2 separate regions of the Homo sapiens genome follow, and region 1 is linked to region 2. Evidence: chromatin loops called from intact Hi-C (ENCODE). Cell type or tissue: PC-9. All regions are shown on one strand. Links, peaks and the distances in the headings refer to the core of each region. The heading gives the core; the rest is flanking DNA.

Region 1 (5,385 bases), core at 180-5,179, 270 kb after region 2:
TTTTTTCTTTAGCCCAGTAACTTATTGCTTGTTTTCTGTTTCCTTTCTGCTATAAACTTTTAATGAGTCACTGTAGGTTATAAAAAGTTGATAAGGTAATAATTTCTTCACCATTTTCTTTCATCTTGTTCATGGTCAGAAGCCAGAGTGTGCTTGTTTTTTGTTTTTTTTTTAACTTAAGTTTTAGCTTAGTCTTCTTTCTCCTTTTTAAATTTGGTAGACAAAAAGTTCTGTCAGAAGAGTTTTTTTGATGTTCTAATAAGTCAGCTTACTCTTTCAGCTACATGTTAATAATATTCAGAATGCTTCTTTAGAGGTTATTTTAATTATTTTTTTTTCTTTTGAGACTGAGTCTTGCTCTGTCACCCAAGCTGGAGTGTAGTGGCATGACCTCAGCTCACTGCAACCTCTGCCTCCTGGGTTCAAGCAATTCTTGTGCCTCAGCCTCCCAACTAGCTGGGATTACAGGCGCGTACTACCATGCCTGGCTAATTTTTGTATTTTTAATAGAGACAGGGTTTCACCGTGTTGGCCAGGCTGGTCTTGAACTCCTGACCTCAAATGATCCGCCCACCTCGGCCTCCCAAAGTGCTGGGATTACAAGCGTGAGCCACCGTGCCTGGCCAAGGGTATTTTAATTTTAATTTTTAGATTATTTTGGTTATAAGTACAGTGTCATCAAGGCATATTGTTTGGATTCTAAAAAATCAGTTACATTGAAGAGTCAAAGATGGAGCAAATGAGACATATGAAACACTTTAACCAGAATTACATAATGTGCATTTATTTGCCGGTCTTTTGTTGGAGACCCAACGTATGGGCTTTTTTGATTGCTGTTTCACTTGTTTTTTCTTGCATAAATCACATCCATAAAATATCTTTTTTTTTTTTTTTTTTTTTTGAGACGGAGTTTCACTCTTGTCGCCCAGGCTGGAGTGCAATGGCGTGATCTCAGCTCACTGCAACCTCTGCCTCCCGGGTTCAAGCGATTCTCCTGCCTCAGCCTCCCAAGTAGCTGCGATTACAGGCACGTGCCACCATACCAGGCTAATTTTTGTATTTTCAGTGGAGATGGGGTTTGACCATGTTGGCCAGGCTGGTCTTGAACTCCTGACCTCAGGCAATCCACCCATCTTGGCCTCCCAAAGTGCTGGGATTACAGATGTGAGCCACCATGCCTGGCCAAGTAGGATCTTTTGTTTCCAGTTTTGAAAGAGTCAGACTTTGATGTTTATGAAGTGGTCTTATGTATAGAATCCTATATTTTTATGATTTTCTTCTACTTAAGATATTTTGATTTAGATCTAAACTGGTTAAAAATACCTAATTTATCTTTTTAGTCTTTCCTTGGTATTCAACTTATGGAACAGTCATTTTCATTCTCACATCTTAAGTTTACACAATACTGAATTCTGCCATTAGAATAATAAATGCAACTGATTCAAAGATGTTTGAGAAAACAAAACAGTCTTAGTAGGCTTGTAGCTCAGCTTGTAGGAGGGAACATGGGTGCACCAGAATAACCTAGCTGCAATCTTTAGTCCTCACAATTTATTGAGGTTTTGGAAAGAGCTGATATTAGTCTGTTGAGTCAGTTAGGTTGAGGTCATTCAATAAAGCCATAATAGTAATAGAAATCCCTTAAACATGGATTAAACAAAGAACAGAAGTAGTAAATAAAAAATGCTCAGAGATCTCTCAGGAAGCCAGGAGCGAGTAGTATAGTCAAGACTCAAGAGAAACCAGAACCTGGATGGCCACTCATTCTCCTGGACCTAACAAACTCTCAGAGTATTCTTTGAGTTTTACTAATGTTTTACCCTGGATTGTGAAATTGAAAGTTGAATACTGTCATCTACTTAGAGAATTTCTCTTTTCACATAGCATTTAATTCTTAAATGCAAATGTTTACTGTGGGTGTTCATTTATACAAACTTTGTTAAAAGAATCAAGATATAAATCATCCACAATATTGCCTGTCTTTGTCCAACTCTTCCTGATTTCTGGTTCAGCTGAAAAGGAGTAACCAATAAGTTTTTATAAAATTACATCTTAATGTACACCTGTGCAAAAGTATGATGTATTTTAAAATTTGTATCTAGAGGTTAAGATATTTTTAATAAAGGAGGGTGTGTGTGTTGGAGTGTTTATTTAGTGTTTTAGTAGAAAATAACACATTTTGCATAAGAATAGTAAATGTGTGTTTTTTCTATTAAAGTGTGTTTGTGTGTTTGTACTCTAGGTGGCAATCATAGAAGAGTTAGTAGTAGGTTATGAAACCTCTCTAAAAAGCTGCCGGTTATTTAACCCCAATGGTAAGTCCTCAAGTTTTATGTTTTAAAAACATCTTGAAAATTTTAATACATTGTGAAATTCTTAATCAGAAGGTCAGTATTATTACTTAGGCAGTAAGCACAGTGCATTAAATTTTTTTCTCTTTGAGAGGGAGATCCATTAATTTGCACATTGTGTGATGATATTTGGTTAGAAGAGAATTACATTATCTTTGTTTTTTGTGTTTTGGGTTTTTTTTGAGACATGATCTTGCTCTGTTCCCCAGGCTGGAGTGCAGTGGTGTGAACACAGCTCACTGCAGCTTCGACCTCCTGGGCTCAAGTGATCCTCCTGCCTCTGTCCTCTGTGTAGCTGGGACCACAGACATGCACCATCATGCCAGGCTAATTTTTAGATTTTTTGTAGACTTAGGGTCTCACTTTGTTGCCCAGGCTGGTCTCAAACTCCTGGGCTCAAGTGATCCTCTTGCATTGGCCTCTTAAAGTGTTGAGATTATAGGCATGGGCCACTGTGTCCCACCTCGCATTAGTTTATTGAAAAGAATGTTATGTAAAATTTTAAAAACATCTACAAAACTAAATGCAACAGTATAATAATCCTCTCTTTACCCAGCACTCAGCTTCAATAATTTTTAATTCATAATTGAATTTATTTATAGCTTCTCCTACTTTTCTCTACTCCCATATTGTTCTGAAGCAGATCCAAACATCACATCATTTTATCCATGGATATTTCAGTATGTCTAAAGAGAAGGACTTAACCTAAAACATAACCTAATACCATTCTCATACCTGAAAATTAATATATATATTTTTTGAGATGGAGTCTTGCTCTGTCATCCAGGCTGGTGTACAGTGGCATGATCTCAGTTCACTGTAACCTCCACCTCCCAGGTGCAAGTGATTCTCCTGCCTCAGCCTCCCGAGTAGCTGGGACAGGTGCCTGCCACCACGCCTGGCTAATTTTTGTATTTTTGGTAGAGACGGGGTCTCACCATATTGGCCAGGCCAGGCTGGTCTCGAACTCCTGACCTCAAGTGATCCGCCTGCTTCGGCCTCCCAAAGTCCTGGGATTATAGGCATGAGCCACCACGCCTGACAAAAATTAATACTTTCTTAATAATAACTATTCAGTCCATGTTCACATTTCCAGTTATGTTATAAATGCCATTTTTTTTTTGCCTTTCCTTTTTTGAAGTTTGTTGGAATGAAGATTCAGATAAGATGTGTACTTTGAATTTGGTTGATGTGTCTCTTAAACTCTTTTTATCTTTTGGGTTTCTGTCCTATCCCTTTTCCTGCAATTTATTTGTTGAAGAAATTTTTTTATTTTTTTTTTCAGTTTTCCCAGTCTAGAGTTTGCTGACTGTACCCCATGTGTTGCTTAACACATTATTCCTTGCTCTCTGAATTTCCTATAAACTGGTAGTTCAGTGTAGAAGTTTGTTGCTAGTATGATAGCCAGTAGCACAGTGGCTAATTAAAATTTTAAAAAATTAAATAAAATAAATTCCATTCCTTGGTTGCAGTAGCCACATTTTAAGTGCTGCTCAATAGCTATATATAGCTAATGCCTACCATGTTGGAAAGGGAAAATACAGGACACTTCTGTCATGACAGAATCTTCTAATGGACAGGTCCAACTAGAGATTTGATGAGATTCAATATTGTTTTGATGGTTTTGCTTTTGTTTTTTAAACAGAGGAGTGAGTGAGATTCTTACAGGTGGTGGCATATTCTTCTATTAGTAGGCATACGTGTTAGTTTTATATGTTAGCAACTGTTAAGAATTACCAACTGGTGATACTCTATTATTCTTTATTATTTTAAAAGAGAAAATTTTCTTCCTCTATTACCTGTTTACACAATGTTTCAGTTTACATAGGAAAAGCATGATAAATGGATTTTTTCTCCCCACTCCCTCCTTTTTAAAATTTCTTTACCAGTTTTCAAAATAATGAATTGTTGGTTCAATAGCATCCTTCAAAGACAGCAAATACGTTTTTAAAAAGTATTATGAATTCATGGATTTAAGCATATTTGATGTTTTATATCAAATATTTGATGTTGCATATTCAGCATATTAAAATATATTAAGAATATAATCACCAAATTCAAAATAACCACATTACAAATCTCAAATGGTCCCATTCTTTACATACCATAGTAGTAGTTGATAACTTCTTGGGTGTTAATAAGACAAGATATTCCAGTTTATTGCTGCCACTGCAGATCTGGAATCAATTGTTTTTCCTAGGAGTTCTGGTTCCTGTAGTGGGAAAGCCCGGTATGGGACCCTGGGTGCATATTGCTATTGGGTTGGTCATTGTTTCTAGGTCTCAGATTAATTTAATAGTACTTTTTTCCATGATTTCATTGGTTAATCATCATAATGTTCCTTTGATTATCAGCATTTTCCTACATATTTTACAAATGTGGAAGAGGTTCAATGACTTGCCCAAGAATATGCAGCACTTTTGTTGCAGATCTGTCAGATGGGGAGTTGGTGAGTTCCACTCCTATTATTTGTCCACTGAGCCATCCTGCTTTTACTAGGAAAAATTTTTTAAAAAGCAATCTGTTGCTTTCTTTGAAAGCACGTATCAGTTCTCAGATTTTAGAAATTTGTATTAAAAAAGAATTTTTTAACGTGTGGGTTGTATATTTAACTTACACATTTTCTTGTCAGTATATTAAAATTAAATCATGAACTAAAATATAAAAATTTTTTTACTTGTCATCTCATTTTTGGGGTATAGTTTTTATTTGACTTAAATTATGCATCTTTGCATATTCAGCATATTAAAATATATTAAGAATATAATCACCAAATTCAAAATAACCACATTACAAGTATATTTTATAACAGTTTGGTGCATTAGCTAGAAACTCAATTAAGCAGCCAGGGCTTTTTTTTTTTTTAACCTCACATGAATAGAGAACATTTTTAATTTCTTCCCCCTTTATAAATAACATCCTGATCAGTATGCTCTCATAGTTCTAGTACAGCTTGTCTCCCCCCTACCTGTTTCAGTTTTCTTTCTAGGTAGTTAGACCTTATTTATCTCCCATGTTTGTTTCATAAAGTTAT
Region 2 (5,385 bases), core at 241-5,240:
TATATACACACATATATACTCCAAGGAGAATACCTACAGGCCATATTCAGTTTCACCGGTAATTCCAAAAGCTTACGAAAAAATAGTTTCCAATGGCAAAGTGAAGCCCTCCTACCTTTACAGTATTTTTCAAAGTTTTGATGCAAAGGCATTCTAAGGTTCTTTCCGTGTGTTCGCAGCCACTGGAAACAACATCTCTTGAACTGTACATATTCAATATTCACAGAAATATCATTGACCCAACAACTTCACGTATCGTTAGTACCAATAATATAAAGCCAAAAATTCCATCCCTTAATTCATATTGTAGTAATGGACAATATATACAAAGGAATCAAGTTCTCATTGTGCTCTCTTACTAAACTTAAGTTCTTGTTCTGACCAGAAAGCAACTGTCAAACAGATGTGTTTTAATCACTACTCAGTAAACTGCATTTTCCTTTGGAACCTCTGAAACACATATTTTTACATTTTATAGAATAAAAGACTGGTCACCACTGTGTTGTACTCAATACATACATATTATTTCAGACTTTGAACCTAGAGCGCTTCCGTTAAATTTTGATACATGTGTTCATGATTTCCCCCATCGAACTGAGTCACAGAGTTTTGCCAAGCAAACTACTAATTTCAAGTCCCTTACCTAAAAACAATGGATGGAAGACTGTTAAGATCTTTTACAGAATTACTGTTCCCTGAGTATTTCTCATCGTCCACTTCCCATCCATGGCAATATGAAATAGGAACCGGGAAGAGGAACATGTATGCTTACTATTACAGTAAGTAAACAGTATTCAAGCAGTGCTACATCGATCCAGGGCCCTCACTGCGCTGTCTGCTATTAAGCAAAGCTGCTTTTTCTATGTAACTTAAGTCCGTGCCCTTCCGCTGCAGCAGTGGCGCCGCACATCCCCCACCCCTGCGGCCACTTCCGTGTTTACACTCCTCTTCCCTCCAATTCCATGCGTACATTGTCAGCTTCACTCCCGCCCAATCTTCATTGGCCCAGCGCGGGCCCGTAGTCCCGCCCCCAGAAATCAACGTTCTAATTTGGAACACCTCAGAGAGCAGATTGGAACCAGAGGCCTGTCAATCCCGTCCGTTCTGTCCTTTCCGAGGCGCTTCCGCTGTGGTGGGAGGTTTGGGGGGGGGTAGAGGGGAAGGGGGCAATTCCGTGCTGAGACTTCCCTAGGGCCAAGACTCCCTCCCTCCCGCCTCGCTCCTTAACATTCACCCACTGTTTACAAAAATAAATGTTCTTCTCTGACGCCGCAACCCTCCAGGTCAGGGGTACAAATATATTCCGTGTTCTTCCCATTCTCCCCCTAAAAAAACAACCCACGAGGGAAGGGGCATAAACCTAGTTTCTTCGCAGCCACCCGTTAAATGAGCAAAGGGAGGCGGGCCCCTGAAACATCATCCCGGTTACTCAACATTATTAAGTGACCCTGTCCAGGACCGTTACTCCTGAGACTGCATAAGGTGGGAATGTGCGGAGGAGGGAGGGTCAGAGCATTTTTTTTTGGCGGGTATCGGTCCACCGGACATCGCCCCTGGCTGCCTGGTCCATGCGGAAGTCATGGAATTGTGGACGAAGTCTGAAGGGAGAACCGAGCGGGGGTGGCGAGCGTTCGCCGGAGAAGCCCGCCGCCCCCGAACGCGGGCAGCAGCGGCCTCTCCGGCCAGACAGCGTGGCAGGCGCAGCCGAGAGACAACAGCCTCACTCACTTCCTGGTTCCTCAGCAACTGGGGTGAAGCGCACAACTCGTCCGCCCCCGAGTGCCCAACTTAACCGCGGCTCCGTTCTCCAGCACCCGCTGCCAGCGCTCAGCCCGGCAGCTGCTGCTGCTGCTCGCCGAACCCACCCTGAAGCGACAGCGCCGGATTCGAGGCAGGTTACTCTCCAAGGTGATCACTTCCTGATTCGTCGCCTCCATTACTTCATTCACTCCCCCCTTTCCCCCAGCCGCCCCAGTGACTGTGAGGTGGACACTGTACCCCCAGCACAGACTGCTACAGGGGAGTCACCCCGCCTTCTGTGCACCCCCTCTCCTGCTGCACCGATGCACGGGAGAAAAGTTCCCCTGTCCTTACCGGCCCGGATGAGCAGATCCAGCTGGTTCGTGGGTCCCTCATGCAGAGACGTCGCCATGTTTATCCCGGGGCTGGAGCTGCTGCTTCACATTGACTTACACCGTGAGCAGCGGCGGCAGGGGAGGAGGCGGAACCCGCGGCCGGAGACACACGCCGTGCGACCGACACACACTCACGCACTCGCACACACTCCGACGCCCGGATCCTTGCGCGTCCTCCGACAGGAAGCCGAGGCCGGCCCGCCTCCCGCCGCCGGGCTGAGAAACCCCACCACCTAACGGCAGGGGCAGGGGCGGCAGGGGCAGGGGCGGCGGCGGCGGCGGCGGCGGCTGTGGCTGTGGCGGCCGCCGCAGCTGGCAACGCGATCCTTCCGCCCCGCGCCCAAACAGGAAGTCCCGGACGCTTGCTCCAGAGAGCGGCCGCAGCCTGCGGCGAGAGACACCTGAGGCTGGGAAACGGCTCCGGGAGCCGCGCGAGGACACAGCCCCTCGGCAGGAAGAGGCACATTTCACGCTCTGCGGAAGAAAAGTCTGCAATTGTCCCCCCTCTGGAAAAGAGCCATTAATCATATTTTCTTCCTGGAAGCAATCTAATACCTAGTCCTGCAGCTGTAAATAAAGGTGGCTATTTAACTTCTTTTGGCTTTTTCAAACCTTATGCAACATGTAACCAGTTCACTTGAAACATCTGCACTTTTAAGACAGGAACACCAACAAAGTCATACCTAGAACATATTCTGAAAGCATTACTTGGAAAATAAGGAGTTTCCAACTACTTTCTGAGACCAACTTCGTCCTTTTCCCTTAACAGAAGTGTCAAAGAGCACATTAAACGGGTATTTAGTAAACAGAACACACCAACCTCTGGAGATGAGACTCCCCCAATATGCTAATCATGAAATTCATGTACCCTTTCATTTCTGTTTGGCTCACTTGGAAACAAATTTATATTGTCATTTACTTCAAAAAAAAGTAATTCTTGCTGAAAACTAACCTAATTACAAATACATATTAAAATACAATGGACAAGGGAGATAAATCGCCAATTTAATGACTATAAATTTACTGAACACAGGAAATCAAACCAATATAATGACGAATAACGCTTCATTAAAATGCTTCCCTGGTTTCAGAATTTAATAATACATAAATTGTTTGAAACAAAGGGTTATGCTAAAGTTGTCTGCACACAAAACTTACATAAAGGAACAGTGCCTCCTACAGAGTAAGTGCTCAATAAGTATTTGCTGAATAAACAAAAAGATCTGGCATTACAAATTTAAAATAACAAGGTGACAATTTTTATGATCCGAATTGACTGAACTGTGTAGAGAAAAAAATGTTTTCAGTGGTAATATTAATGCGATATCATCTTATAAAAGCTTGCCCAACATGAGTGCAGCATCAGAATGGATTTACATAGCCCATGACTATTTTTTCTCATTTCTCCTAATATTCATTTATTCTCTTGGTCCTTTTACCCTACCCCTATCACCATGATCCTCACTCTCCCAAAAAAAGAACCTACATGCTATTTCCAAAGTACAACTCCTCTTTAAATAAGGATCTCTTTCTTGAATTAGGTAAACCTGCCATGTATGGGACATGGTAGCTTTTATATTTTATTGCCAATCAATTTAAAGTAAGCATCATCCTTAGCTGGGCATTGTGGTGGGCCTGTGCACCTAGCGACTCAAGTCTAAGGCAGGCCATTTTCTTGAGCCCAGGAGTTTCGGGTTGCAGTGAGCTGTGATCGCACCACTGCACTCCAGCTAGTTATTAGAGAACCACAGTTAGTCCACTCCTTCACTTTACACATTGGGAAACTGAGGCCCCAAGAAGTTACTTAACAAAGGTTACAAAGTGTCTTGTTACTTCAAGGTCAAAACTCTTACAAAACAGTCTTCTATAAAATTTAGAAGTTATAAAAAAAGTTAAATCCATTTTACTACTATTATATTTATAGTATGATAAACTGCAAAATGGTTGATTTTTTTTAATGTCAAAGGTAAAGCAATGGGAAGTTAAAAGAGAAAAATGGAAGAAAAAAGTTTTGAGAAGTGAATGAGAGAATAGGAAGAGGCCAAGCTGTCAAGTTTTTCTCATACAACTAAACAATGAAATTCAAAGTTGGTACCTTGAGCATGTTTAGGGAAAAAACAGGGTCAAGAAAACCGTAAGAAAAATATGTCTGTGAAGCACAACAAGCTGGAATCATATAGTTTAGGAGCACCAAGTAAAGCTTGGTCTGTCAACATCAGAAAATAGACAATAGTTACAGAAGTGCAGTCTACAGATGTACAAAGAAAAAAGATGAATTATTTCATATATTTTATACTACTGCTTAAATGTCTATTTGAGCTTTTTATGTTACTGATTTATTTAATAGTCAGGTTTTATAAAATATTATTAAAATGAAGATCTTCGAACCGTCATAAACTAATTCACTTATTCAACAAATTATTATCCAGTACTTACTTTAAGCAAGTTTCTGTTATAGGTGCTTATTAAGCTGGTAGCACTAAATTATATAACAAAAGGAAGAAATTAACCCTTCTCAATTCATATAGAACTCCCCACCCACCAAGGGTGAAAGTCTTAGAGACAATATGATACACAAGACTGCTTATATATGAAATTAAATAATAGGGTGTATATACAGTGGGTATAATTACCACCCAAGGATGTTAAATTATTTATAATTATAAAAGCCTTCATAAGGCATAAATTTTTAATAGGGGTTCAAAGAGGCAAATTTTTGTTAATGAAATGTTTATTTTTTCAGAGGAAAAGGACTATGGCTAATTTTAGATTCCTTTTAGGAGTTAGGAGGATCATAACTCCTAAAAGTAATTTTATTGTAAGTCCTTCTGTCATATGTACAATAGCATTCATTTTGAGGCATGAACCATGAAAATCTTCTGACAAGGGTCCAGTATTTACTGTTTTTGATACATACTTAGCTTAGGTGTGATCTGACTTAGGTTCATGTTTTTTGCATTTTAACTTATCCCTGGGCCAGGCTCTCCTTGAGACTTGTTGATTCTTCACTTTATGATTTATACTAGACAAACCATTCTGTCCAATTATTAGCAGCTACTCTTAGAAGACTGTCAGCTAAGTATTGCAGCTAGTCATTAATTAATTCAGTAATTCATTCATTTATAGAAACAGGGTCTCGCTATGTTATCAAGGCTGGTCATCAACTCCTTGCCTCAAGCAATCCTCCGTCCTTGGCATCCCAAAGTGTTGGGATTACAGGCATGATCTGCTGTGCCCAGCCCTGCAGCTA

What was found. Hi-C counts contacts between places; a loop is a spot of excess contacts. Peaks named below come from ENCODE experiments on the same cell type or tissue, not always from the same donor. Only the 100,000 strongest peaks of a DNase experiment are listed, where the experiment ranks them.
Region 1: it touches region 2 in a loop (2.0-fold over the local background); 3 of 110 quality-filtered maps call a loop at or near these places.

Annotation. Positions count from the first base shown.
Region 1 is chr4:139,351,784-139,357,168 of GRCh38, forward strand. It overlaps NAA15 (N-alpha-acetyltransferase 15, NatA auxiliary subunit), which reads left to right. Exons shown (of 20, transcript NM_057175.5): 10 at 2,243-2,315. Among named protein-coding and RNA genes, the nearest start is that of NDUFC1, 52 kb to the left of the region's middle. In PC-9, for the core only: no CTCF peak of the experiment used is centred there; no DNase peak of the experiment used is centred there.
Region 2 is chr4:139,082,039-139,087,423 of GRCh38, forward strand. The region is part of intron 4 of ELF2 (E74 like ETS transcription factor 2); the gene reads right to left. Among named protein-coding and RNA genes, the nearest start is that of NOCT, 69 kb to the left of the region's middle. RefSeq lists an enhancer at 1,775-2,164 and a silencer at 2,395-2,524. In PC-9, for the core only: a CTCF peak has its summit at 3,238; DNase peaks (open chromatin) are centred at 1,013, 1,893 and 2,413; H3K4me3 peaks cover 3,381 bases; H3K27ac peaks cover 2,428 bases.